Linked DNA regions of Mus musculus: region 1 is linked to region 2. The links are chromatin loops, found by intact Hi-C in ENCODE. Cell type or tissue: left cerebral cortex. All regions are shown on one strand. Each heading gives the region's core, and the rest is flanking DNA. Links, peaks and the distances in the headings are about the cores only.

The links. Peaks named below come from ENCODE experiments on the same cell type or tissue, not always from the same donor. Only the 100,000 strongest peaks of a DNase experiment are listed, where the experiment ranks them.
Region 1: a loop joins it to region 2, with 5 times the contacts of the local background. A loop is called at or near these places in 3 of 42 quality-filtered maps.

The regions. Positions count from the first base shown.
Region 1 is chrX:39,831,445-39,837,893 of GRCm38, reverse strand. No RefSeq gene overlaps it. Among named protein-coding and RNA genes, the nearest start is that of Cypt14, 29 kb to the left of the region's middle. In left cerebral cortex, for the core only: no CTCF peak of the experiment used is centred there; no DNase peak of the experiment used is centred there.
Region 2 is chrX:39,375,192-39,381,640 of GRCm38, reverse strand. No RefSeq gene overlaps it. Among named protein-coding and RNA genes, the nearest start is that of Cypt15, 32 kb to the right of the region's middle. In left cerebral cortex, for the core only: no CTCF peak of the experiment used is centred there; a DNase peak (open chromatin) is centred at 2,643; H3K27ac peaks cover 318 bases.

The DNA.
Region 1 (6,449 bases), core at 1,521-4,020, 460 kb before region 2:
AATCTGCAGATTCATCTGGAATAACAAAAAATCTAGGATAGCAAAAACTCTTCTCAAGGATAAAAGAACCTCTGGTGGAATCACAATGTCTGACCTAAAGCTTTACTACAGAGCAATTGTAATAAAATCTGCATGGTACTGGTATAGTGACAGACATGTAGACCAAGGGAATAGAATTGAAGACCCAGAAATGAACCCACACACCTATGGTCACTTGCTCTTTGACAAAGGAGCTAAAACCATCCAGTGGAAAAAAGATAGCATTTTCAACAAATGGTGCTGACACAACTGGTGGTTATCATGTAGAAGAATGTGAATTGATCCATTCCTATCTCCTTGTACTAAGTTCAAATCTAGAGTGGATCATGGAACTCCACATAAAACCAGAGTCATTGAAACCTATAGAGTAGAAAGCGGGGAAAAGCCTCGAAGATATGGCCACAGGGGGAAAATTCCTGAATAGGACAGCAATGGCTTGTGCTGTAAGATCGAGAATTGACAAATGGGACCTCATAAAACTGCAAAGTTTCTGTAAGGCAAACGATACCATCAATAAGACAAAAAGGCCACCAAGAGATTGGGAAAGTATCTTTGCCTATCCTAAATCAGATAGGGGAATAATATCCAATATATATATATATATATATATATATATATATATATATATATATATAAAGAACTCAAGAAGGTGGACTCCAGAAAATCAAATAACCCCATTATAAATGGGGCTCACAGCTAAAGAAAGAATTCTCACCTGAGGAATACCGAATGGCTGAGAAGCACCTCAAAATATGTTCAGCATCCTTATCATCAGGGAAATGCAAATCAAAACAAACCTGAGATTCCATCTCACACCAATCAGAATGGCTAAGATAAAAAATTCAGGTGACAGCAGATACTATCAAGGATGTGCAGAAAGGGGAACACTCCTCCATTGTTGATGGGAGTGCAAGCTTGTACAACCACTCTGGAAATCAGTCTGGTGGTTCCTTAGAAAATTGGACATAGTACTACCAGAGGATTCCACAATACCTCTCCTGGGCATATGTCCAGAAGATGTTCCAACTGGTAATAAAGACACATGCTCTACTATGTTCATAGCAGCCTTATCTATAATAGCAAGAAGCTGGAAAGAACCCAGATGCCCCTCAACAGAGGAATGGATACAAAAATGTGTTTCATTTACACAATGGAATACTACTCAGCTATTAAAAACAACAAATTTATGAAACTCTTGGGCAAATGGATGTATCTGGAGGATATCATCCTGAGTGAGGTAACCCAACCACAAAAGAAATTACTTGATATGCACTCACTGATAAGTGCATATTTGGCTAGAAACCTAGAATATCTAAGATACAACATCCAAAACTCAAAAAAAAAACAAGAAGGAATACCAACTCGAGGACACTTCATGCCAAAGCATTTTGATGCTTTTCAGAAACTTGTATTAATGCCCTGTTGGTGAATATAAACCTACACAATTCACTGTATATGAGGTAATTGAGTTGGTGCCTACCTAAATTGTTCAACCTCACTTAGTTGTGTTCATGATGCTGCACATTCTTGAAGGAGAAACACAAACACTAACCTAGCTGCAAATCTTTCAATCTACAATGGTTGCCTGCCTATTAGACTTAGTAGTTCAATTGTGTCCCAAAGCTTATGTAGGTAGCCAACCAATATTTGATTGGATTTAAAGCCTACTCCATGAGATGTATCCCATGCCCACATTGCTCAGGGTTCCAAGAACATAAAACTAGATAGGCCAGAGACCTAAGGGAAAATGAGATACTACTGTCCTGCTAAGAAAACACAACTATAAAATTACTTCTAACAATATTCTGCTATGTCTATAGATTAGTTCCTTGCTCAGCTATGCATAAAGAAGATTCCTTCTACAGTAGCTAAAAATAATTATAGGACTCACAGCTAGATGAAGTGCAGAGAGTGAGAGACCTTATAATACTCCGTCCTAAATGGGATATTGTCATCTATTCCCTCCTCTCATAGCTAGGGGAATCCTATAGAGGAGAAGGCAGAAACACTGAAAGAGTAAGAGGGAATAGAGAATACAAAAAAAAAGAAAGAAAGAAAGAAAGAAAGAAAGAAAGAAAGAAAGAAAGAAAGAAAGAAAGAAAGAAGGAAGGAAGGAAGGAAGGAAGGAAGGAAGGAAGGAAAGAAAGAAAGAAAGAAAGAAAGAAAGAAAGAAAGAAAGAAAGAAAGAAAGGAAGGAAGGTAATCAAATCAAAACAAACAAACAAAAAACAAAGCCAAGGCATTCTAAACACTGTGATACTGAAGTACATATGAAGTCCAAGTGACTGTGACTGTATGCATAAGGCTAGTATAGGTCTTAGCCTGATAGGGCCCAAAAGCTAAGAGTGGAATTAAAACACCTGTTCACATCCATAACTCAGAATCTATCTTCCACTGATAAACACTTGCAAATGAAAAATTACCTTTCTTCAAGAGTCTCACTAAACATAAAAACAAAATATTTTAAGGGTATTTTTATTGATATTTTCTTTATATACATTTCAAATGTTATCCCCTTCCCCGATCCCCCCCCCCAAGAAACTCACTATCCCATTCCCCTTTCTCTTGCTTCTATGAAGGTATACCCCCACCCACCAACCCACTCCTGCCTCCCCGCCTTTGAATTCCCTTACACTGGGAAATCAAGACTTCACAGGACCAAGGGCCTCTTCTACCATTGATACCCAACAAGGCCATCCTCTTCTACATATATGGCTGAAGCCATGGGTCCCTCCATGTGTACTCCTTGGTTGGTGCTTTAGACCCTGGGAGCTCTGGTTGGTTTATATTGTTGTTCTTCCTATGGGGTTACAACCCCCTTCAGCTCCTTCAGTCCTTTCTCTAACTACTCCAATGGTGGCTGCCTCTCTTGAGAAAGCTATAACAGTTTGCTGTCAGTAAGCACTTCTTAGCACCCACAATAATGTCTGGGTATGGTAACTGTATATGGGAGGGATGCCCAGGTGGGGCAGTCTCTGGTTGGCCTTTCCTTAAGTCTCAGCTCTACACTTTGTCTCTGTATTTGCTCTTGTGAGTATTTTGTTACTGCTTCTAAGAAAGACTGGAGTACCCACTCTTAAAGCCAAGACACTACCTAGCAGTAGAGGTTCAATACAAACACATGGTTTTCTTTGTAGGTTTTTGTCTCCCATAATATTTTGTTTGGACTCTTTTATTTTCCCACAGGTCTTTTGCTTATATATTATTATTTCTGATTTTGTGTTTAATATGATTCCTGTTTTTGCTACTATGTTTATGTCTAAGTTTATAATTTTCCTTTGCCTTTGACTCTTTGTTTTATCAGTTCTTGTTTTGTTTGTTTTGTCCTATTTTTTCTATATTTAGATGCATTTTTTGTTTTCTGGTGAGAGAGATCAAGAAATGATGTAGAATTGCATGGGTGTAAAGGTACAGAGGAGCTGGACAAGTTGAAGGGGAGCAACTAAAATCAGAATATATTATATTAAAATAATTTAAAATAAAATATGTGCTATCACAAATATTAAGAATAGTTGCCAATTTGTTTTCCCAATAACTTATTTATCTATTCACTTTATACCCCAATCACAACTACCCCTCCCTCCTCTCTTCCCAGTCCCACCCTTACAAATTCCTCTCCCTATTACCCTATTCTTTTCTCCTCAGAGAAGGGGAATACCCCTTGTGTATCACCCCTCCCTGGGACGTCTAGTCTCAGCAGGACTAACCATAGCCTCTCCCACTGGGTCCCAACCAACCAGTCCACTTAGGGGAATGGGACTGAATGGCAGAAAATAAAGTCAGAGACAGCCCCAAATCCACTTGCTAGGAGACCCACATGAAGACCAAGTTGCACATCTGTTACAAATATACAGAGGTCTATGTCCAGCTCTTGCATATGCTTTGCTTGTTGGTTCAGTCTCTGTAAGCCCCCAAGGGCCCAGATTAGTTGACTCTGTAGATCTTCTTGGGCTGTCCTTGACACCTTGGCTTACTCACATCTATCCTACACTCTTCTCCAAGACTTCCAATCCCTGCCTCATGTTTGGCTATGAACCAATTTAATTGCACTACCTGAAGAAGCCTCTCAGGAAACAGCTATGCTAAGTTCCTGTCTGTAAGCATGTTTTATAAGCTGTTCTCAATATTTCTAGACTAACTGAATGTCTGCATGTAGAAGAATGCAAATGCATCCATATTGATTATTCTGCAGAAAACTCAAGTGTAGTAGATAAAAGATTTAAACATAAAATACTAAATCTAATAGAAGATAAAGTAAAGAATAGTATTGAATGCATTGGCACAGCAGACAACTTACTGAACCTAACAACAGCTTAGGCACTATGATAAAAAAAAGAAACTGAAAAGCTTTTGGAAGGCAAGAGATATTATCAGTAGTACAAAATGGCATACCACAGAATGGGAAAAGATCTTGACCAACCCTATAACCTACAGAGGGATAATATGCAAAATATATAAACAACTCAAGAAATTGACCACCACCAACCTAAATAACTCAATTTAAAAATAGTTTATAGAAATAACCAGAGATTTCTCAATAAAGGAATCTCTAGTGTATGAGATGCACTTAAAGACATGTTCAACATCCTTAATCATCAGAGAAATGCAAATCAAAATGACTCTGAGGTCTGAACTTACACCCATCAGATTGGCTGAGAACAAAATTTGAAATGACATCACATACTTGTGAGGATGTAGAGCAAGGGAAACATTCCTTCATTGATGGTAGGAGTGCAAACTTGTAAAACCACTTTGGAAATTAATTTGTTGGTTTCTCAGAAAATTGGCAATAGTTCTACATCAAGACCCAGCTATCCCACTCCTGGATACATACCCAAATAATGATCCCCCATCTTGCTCAACTATGTTCATAAATGTTTGAATTGCAATATCCAGAAATGGAGCAACCAAGATGTCCCTAAAATGAAGAATTAATAAATAAAATGTGGTATATTTACACAATGGAATACTACTCCATTATTAAAAATAATAGCATCATGAAATGTGTAGGAAAATGAATGGAACTGGAAAATATCATCAAAATTAAGGTTACATAGACCAAGGAAGAGACACATGGGATATACTCACTTGTAAGTGGATATTAGCCATAAAGTGCAAGATAACCATGATACAATTCACAGACCTACAGAAGCTAAGTAACAAGGAGGACTAAAGGAGGGACACTTGAACCTCAGTTAGAAGGGAAAATAAAATAGACATCAGAAGTAAATAGGAGGAGGTGTGGGGAGGGGAAGAGGGCAGAGATCATATGTAGGAGAGCATAAATGTTGGTAGGGGTGAGCAGTCTGGGTAAAAGTGGTGAAATCTGATAGGAGGCACCTCCAACAAAATAGCATCATGGACTGGAACTAAGCCTGCTACACATTTGAAGCAGATGTTCATCTTGATCTTTATGTGAGTCCCCCAATAAATGAAGGCTGCATATGTCTCTGACTAGGATTCCTTTGCCTGATGTTGGATTTCTTTCATCTAGCTGGGCTGCTTTGTCTGGTCTCAGTGGGAATGGATGTGCTTAGTCTTGATGTGACTTGATATCCCAGGCTAGATTAGTAACTGGGGGCATAAGAGAATGGGACTGAGAGGCGTGGGGGTCTGTGACTGATATGTAAAGTGAATAAATAAATTAATGAAAAATTAAGAATGTGTTACTACAAACATTAAGAATGGTTCCTAAACTGTTTTACAAGCAACTCTTAATTGTATGAGATTATAAATGAATGGGAGGATCCAGGTACAAATAGAAAGCTTTGTATTTTGTTTCTTATAGTAATGTCTACTCATGAATCATGTCTTTGACTATATGTGCCTCTGTAGTTTCCTATGTGTCACATTAACTGTGAACTTACCATGCATATTAGTCATCATTCCACAATTGTGATATAATACCTGGTATCAATCAACATAAAAAAAAAAAGAGAAGGTTAATTTGCTCATGATTTTTTTTTCAGTTTGGCATAATCACTTTTGGCCTGGCATATAGAACTTCATCATGGATGAAGAGTGTAGCACAAGAGGTAAGCTTACCTCATTAAAAACTTTTCATAGTATGTACTGTATACAACAAAATGGTACTCCTGCAAATAATGAATAAAGCCAGGCAAATTATTTCAGGTAACAATAATCCTCAAAAGAAATATAAGTCATTTAGCAGCTGAAGGGTTTTGCAACCCCATGGGAAGAACAACAATACCAACCAACCAGAAGCCTCAGAGCTCCCAGGGACTGAGATACCAACAAAGGTATACACATGGAGGGACCCATGGCTTCAGCCACATGTGTAGCAGAGAATGGCATTGTCAGTCATCAATAGGAGGAGAGGCCCTTGGTCCTGTGAAGGCTGGATGCCCCAGTGTAGGGAAATGCCAGGGCTCAGGGACAGGAGTGGTTGG
Region 2 (6,449 bases), core at 1,677-4,176:
AAATGTATGTTGTTTAACTTTGTGGTGTCTAACTTCATGGGAATCTGGTGTGTACCAGACACTGCACTGGCCATCTTATTTCAACGCTGTGACAGCCTTGTGAAATATTATCACATAGATTTTGAAACTAAGGATGTTCAAATTTTGACAGATCAGAACTAATTAGTGAGAGAGTCTGAAGTGGAAGTCAGGTGTCTGACTTCAGAATCTATTTTCTTTCCATTACAGTATCTAGTAAAAATAACTGTTGAAGAGATTTTACATTCCACAGAAGTCTGCACTAAAAATTATACAGGCAAAACTTACTGTATTCTTCCCCAAATCTAAAAAGAAAAACTTAGAGTTACATTAAAATTTGCTTTTCTTAGCTATTTAGAGAGAAAGTGTTCTTTGGTTAAGGTGTGATATAGCCTCTGTACCTGGACACACTTCAGTGGAAGGTTATACATCCAAAAATGTGTGAACAGCCCAAAATGGCCTTGAGAGGTTTTAAACATAGAAGTGAACACAAACATAGGTAAATAGGGAAAAGGAGTGAATCTAGGAGTTGTGGGAAGGAGTAAGTACTATCAAAAACATAGTGTAAGATTGTCAAAACACCGTATAACAAATACAAAAGTAAGTAAATAAATAACTCATTTAATAATTATTTACAAATGTGAAAGTAATTTTATTCTCTGCGACTCACTTTTCCTTTCTAAATAATTTGCTGCTGCTTGAAACCCAAACCCAGGCATCCACATATGTTCTTATTCTATAATTTAGCCACAAACCAGCCTAATTCAGTTTTATCATCTGCACAATGAAGCTGAAAACTTAACATAGACTTTATACACACATTATGAAAATAAGAGATTTGTTTTTTTTTCAATAGCATATAATATCACTTAGAACACAGTGTTATAATATAAAAATAACTATGGTGATATATCCTGTCCAGAATTGGGGTTTAAATATTAATTTTCAAAGATTTGCCTTCTTTGCTAATGAAGTATCTTCACCTAGTTCTATGATTATAGAATAAAAAGCATTTCAACATCGATATTTCATAAGTTGAGGCTCTCTGGGCCTCAAGCACACAATTTTCCATAAGTATGAAATGAGGCCTATGAAAAATAATGAGCTGTGTCATTACATGATTGCAGGAAAAGTCTGGTGGCCACTAAGAATCTCCAGGTTTATTTAGCCACTGTATTTCCTCCAAACAAACACTAACTGTCTTCACTGTGAATTTGGGTAACATAGATTAATGAGAATGTAAGGAAACCAAATCATTCCTTGCGTGGATGAGAATGTATTTCTTCTTCTTCTTCTTCTTCTTCTTCTTCTTCTTCTTCTTCTTCTTCTTCTTCTTCTTCTTCTTCTTCTTCTTCTTCTTCTTCTTCTTCTTCTTTGTTTTGTGTTTTGTTTTGTTTTGTTTTGTTTTTTGAGACAGGGTTTCTCTGTGTAGCCCTGGCTGTCCTGGAACTCACTTTATAGACCAGGCTGTCCTGGAACTCAGAAATCTGCCTGCCACTGCCTCTCAAGTGCTGGGATTAAAGGCATGTGCCACCATACCCGGCTAGAGAACGTATATCTTCTAAACCTTCTAAATTAACTGTTTCTACTTCCCATAAAAACACAGATTATTAAAGTGGATTTTTTAAATTGTAAAGGTTCTAAAATTTAAAAGGCATTGTGCACAATGTCACACAGCATTCTATTAACCTTAGAACTGCTTGGAGATCAATCAAGTATTTATGAATGTCAGGCATCTCCATCATAATGACAGAAATTGATAAGACAGAGGTAGTTATCTACTTAAAATGACTTACCTGTGAACTAAACTTTCTCTGGAAAACCTACTTTCTTTGGCAACAAAGGAAAGCATAATCCTCTACCAGTCGGTGCATGGCTGTGTACCTCAAAGAAGAGGTATATGGGAAGGCATGGGGTCTTTGTAGCATGATCTCAGAGGGAAAAGCAAACCTTGGTTCTTACTAAGGCCAAGCCAAATACTGCTGCTATTTACCTTTACCTCAAAACAACTTCACATATTCATAGCTAATTGACTGTCAATGGTTTCTTTCAAAAACCATTGCATTTTATAAAAACACTCAAATACCATGTATACAGTGATACCATATAGGTAGATCAATATTTTACCTTTTTCACAGAAATGTGAGAATTTGTCTTTGTAGTTGAGAAGGAAAGATATTAAGTGACTAGAGTAGGATCAGGTAACAGATTACAAGTGATATAAAAACAGACTAAGGATAACTAAGGGACAGAAGAGAACAAACAAGGAATGGATAGGGATGGGAAGGGAAGGTTGGGTGGGAAACAAGAACAAAGCATTTCAAGAACAAAGAAAAATGTTAATAAAACCCATGATTTTGTACACTAGCTTTAAATTCTGGTACAAAGCAGAACCTTTCTTTGATACTTTCTCAAATCTGCAATGTGCTTTGCTACCTGATGTGTGAGAAACCAACTTGTCGAGCACTGAATCTCAGGATTTATACATTTGAAAAAAATGAAACAAAAATGTGAAAAATAATATAATTAAAGGGGTGTCTGAATGCACATGTGTGAAGTCGTTAAAAATAATTTTGTCTTCCCACTCCACCTCTGAGGGGACTGTCAAGTGGGCATTTGTCTCTGTTTCCCTCCCACTTGCTTATCCTGATATGGCCACCAAACCTCCCCCTCAAACATGGTTGCTATGGGACCAGGAATCACTACTTTGACCATGTGGGCACATTTTACTTTGCTGTTAGTTTATTCAGCTTATCTCTCATATTTAAAAAAGAAATCCCTGTTAAACTGAGGGTTTGAGGATAGACAGTTGGGGACAGTTGGTTCAATAGTTAAGTGCATTCAAAATCCATTTGAATTCCACTTCAAGGGAATCCAATGTGATCTTTTGGAGACCACTGGATGAAACTTAGTTCATATATGTGGCTTTGGGTGCTCACACATATACATGAAATAATAATAAATGTATTTTCAAAAGGTTCTGCCCCTAATTCTATTAAAGAGAATCCATTCCCGTTTCCACAACACCTCGTCTACCTCAGTTCTAATCCCCTTGTTTTCTCTATATCATATATGTCCAAAAGGCCTTTATCTACTGACCAGGAAAGTTACCAAAGTGACTTCAGTGAGGAGATAGACTTTGAACTGTACCTTGAGAGATGGACAAGGGTTTCATAGGCAAAGAAATAGGGAAATGCACATTCTAAAAATTAGAAGTCTGCATAAGATACTGAGCAGTTTCTGGGCTAATAACCACTTATCAGTGAGTACATATTATTTGAGTTCTTTTATGATTGTGTTACCTCACTCAGGATGATGCCCTCCAGGTCCAACCATTTGCCTAGGAATTTCATAAATTCATTCTTTAGTGAGATATAAGGTACAATTTGCAAAACACATGAAACTGAAGAACAAAGACCAAAGTGTGGACACTTTGCCCCTTCTTAGAATTGGAAACAATCACCCATGGAAGGAGTTACAGAGACAAAGTTTGGAGCTGAGACAAAAGGATGGACCATCAAGAGACTGCCATATCCAGGGATCCATCCCATAATTATCCTCCAAACGATGACACCATTGCATACACTAGCAAGCGTTTGGTGCAAGGACCGTGATATAGCCGTCTCTTGTGAGACTAGGCCGGGGCCTAACAAACACAGAAGTGGATGCTCACAGTCAACTATTGGATGGATCACAGGGCCCCCAATGGAGGAGCTAGAGAAAGTATCCAAGGAGCTAAAGAGATCTGCAGCCCTGTAGGTGCAACATTATGAACTAACCAGTACCCCGGAGCTCTTGACTCTAGCTGCATATGTATCAAAAGATGGCCTAGTTGGCCATCACTGGAAAGAGAGGCCCACTGGACAGGCAAACTTTATATGCCCCAGTACAGGGGAACGCCAGGGCCAAAAAATGGGAATGGGTGGGTAGGGGAGTGGGGGGGGGGGAGGGTGTGGGAGGCTTTTGGGATAGCATTGGAAATGTAATTAAGGAAAATACGTAATAAAAAAAAGAGAGAAAAGAGAAAAAAGATACTGAGCAGTGATTATTGGAATATGAACATTCAATAAAAATTGTAATTTGTACACAATGTGTCTGGAGTACAAACCAGAAATTTACATTTTTACAAATAACCATCTTACTCACATACTAGTGGTTTTCTGAAGACACATAGAGAAACAAATTGATTTGCAAAAATGTTATAGTTAGCCAAATAGAATAGGTTAATTTGTAGAAATACATAGAGGACTCTTGCTGAGGATTTGTGTGAGAGTTAGTGTCTATATGAAATCACGGTCTCAAGGATACATGGAAATATAATAGGTGCTTCTCAGCCATTCAATATTGCTCATTCTTTGTTTAGCTCTGATCCCCATTTTTAATAGGGTTATTTGATTTTCTGGAATCCAACTCTTGAGTTCTTTATATATGTTAGATATTAGTCCCCTAGTACCTTTAGTATTGGTAAAGATCTTTTCCCAATCTGTTGGTGGCCATTTTGTCTTATTGACCATGTCTTTTGCCTTACAAAAGCTTTGCAATTTTATGGGGTCCCATTTGTCGATTCTTGATCTTGCATCACAAGCCATTGCTGTTCTGTTCAAGAATTTTCCCCTCTGCCCATAGCTTGCGGTTCTTTCCCACTTTCTCCTCTATAAATTTCAGATTCTCTGGTTTTATGTGAAGTTCCTTGATCCACTTAGACTTGTGCTTTGTACAAGGAGTTAAGAATGGATTAATTTGCATTCTTCTACATGCTAAATGCCAGTTGAGCCAGCTACATTTGTTGAAGATGCTGTCTTCTTCCCACTGAATAGTTTTAGCTCCTTTGTCAAAGATCAAGAGACCATAGATGTGTGGGATCATTTCTGAGACTTTGATTATATTCCAGTGATCTACCTGTCTGTCACTGTACCAGTACCATGCAGTTTTTATCACAATTGTTCTGTAGTACAACTTAAGGATATGGTGGTGATTCCACCAGAGGTTCTTTTATTGTTGAGAATAGTTTTTGCTATCCTAAATTTTTTTGTCATTACAGAGGAATTTGAAAATTGCCATTTCTAATTCTGTGAAGAATTTAGTTGTAATTTTGATGGGGATTGCATTGAATCTGCAGATTGCTTTTGGCAAGATAGACAATTTTACTATATTAATCCTGCCAATCCATGAGCATGGAAGATCTTTCCATTTTCTGAGATCTTCTTTGATTTCTTTCTTCAGAGACTTGAAGTTATTATCATACATATCTTTCACTTGCTTAGTTAGAGTCAAAGCAAGGTATTTTATATTTTTTTGTAACTATTGTGAAGGGTGTCATTTTGCTAATTTCTTCTTCAGCCTGTTTATCTTTTGTGTGGAGAAAGGTCACTGATTTGGTTGACTTAATTTTGTATTCAGCTACTTCATTGAAGTTGTTTATCAGGTTTAGGAGTTCTATGGTAGAATTTTTAGGTCCTCTTATATATACTATCATATCATCTGCAAATAGTGATATTTTGAATTCTTCCTTTTCAATTTGTATTCATTTGATCTCCTTTTGTTGTCTAATTGCTCTGGGTAGTACTTCAAGTACTATATTAAATACATAGAAAGAGAGTGGGCAGCCTTATCTAGACCCTGATTTTAGTGGGATTGCTTCAATTTTCTCTCTATTTAGGTCGATGTTGCCTATTGGTTTTCTCTTATTATGTTTAGTTATGGGCCTTGAATTCCTGATCTTTCCAAGACTTTAAACATGAAGGTCTGTTAGATTTGTCAAATGCTTTCTCAGCATCTAATGAGATGATCATGTGGTTTTTGTCTTTGAGTTTGTTTATATAGAGGATTACATTGATGGATTTCCATATATTAAACCATCCCTGCAACCCTGGAATGAAACCTACTTGGTCAGGATGGATGATTGTTTTGATGTGTTCTTGGATTCCGTTAGGATTTTTGCATTGATATTCATAAGGGAAATTGGTCTGAAGTTCTCTATCTTTGTTGGGTCTTTCTGTGGTTTAGGTATCAGAGTAATTGTGGCTTCATAGAATGAATTGTGTAGAGTACCTTCTGCTTCTATTTTGTAGAATAGTTTGAGGAGAATTGGAATTAGGCCTTCTCTAAAGGTCTGATAGAACTGTGCACTAAACTCATCTGTTCCTGGGCTATTTTGGACAGAAGAATATTAATGATTGCTTCTATTTCTTTAGGTGACATGGGGGTAGGGGGACTTTTCTGATCTTTAATCTGCTCCTGATTTAACTTTGGTACCTGATATCTGTCTAGAAAATTGTTCATTTCATCCAGGTTTTCAAGTTGTTTTGAGTATAGGCTTTTGTAGTAGGATCTGATGATTGTTTTGATTTCCTTAGGATCCGTTGTTATATCTTCCTTTTGAGTTATGATTTTGTTAATTAGGATACTGTCTTTGTGCCCTCTAGTGAGTC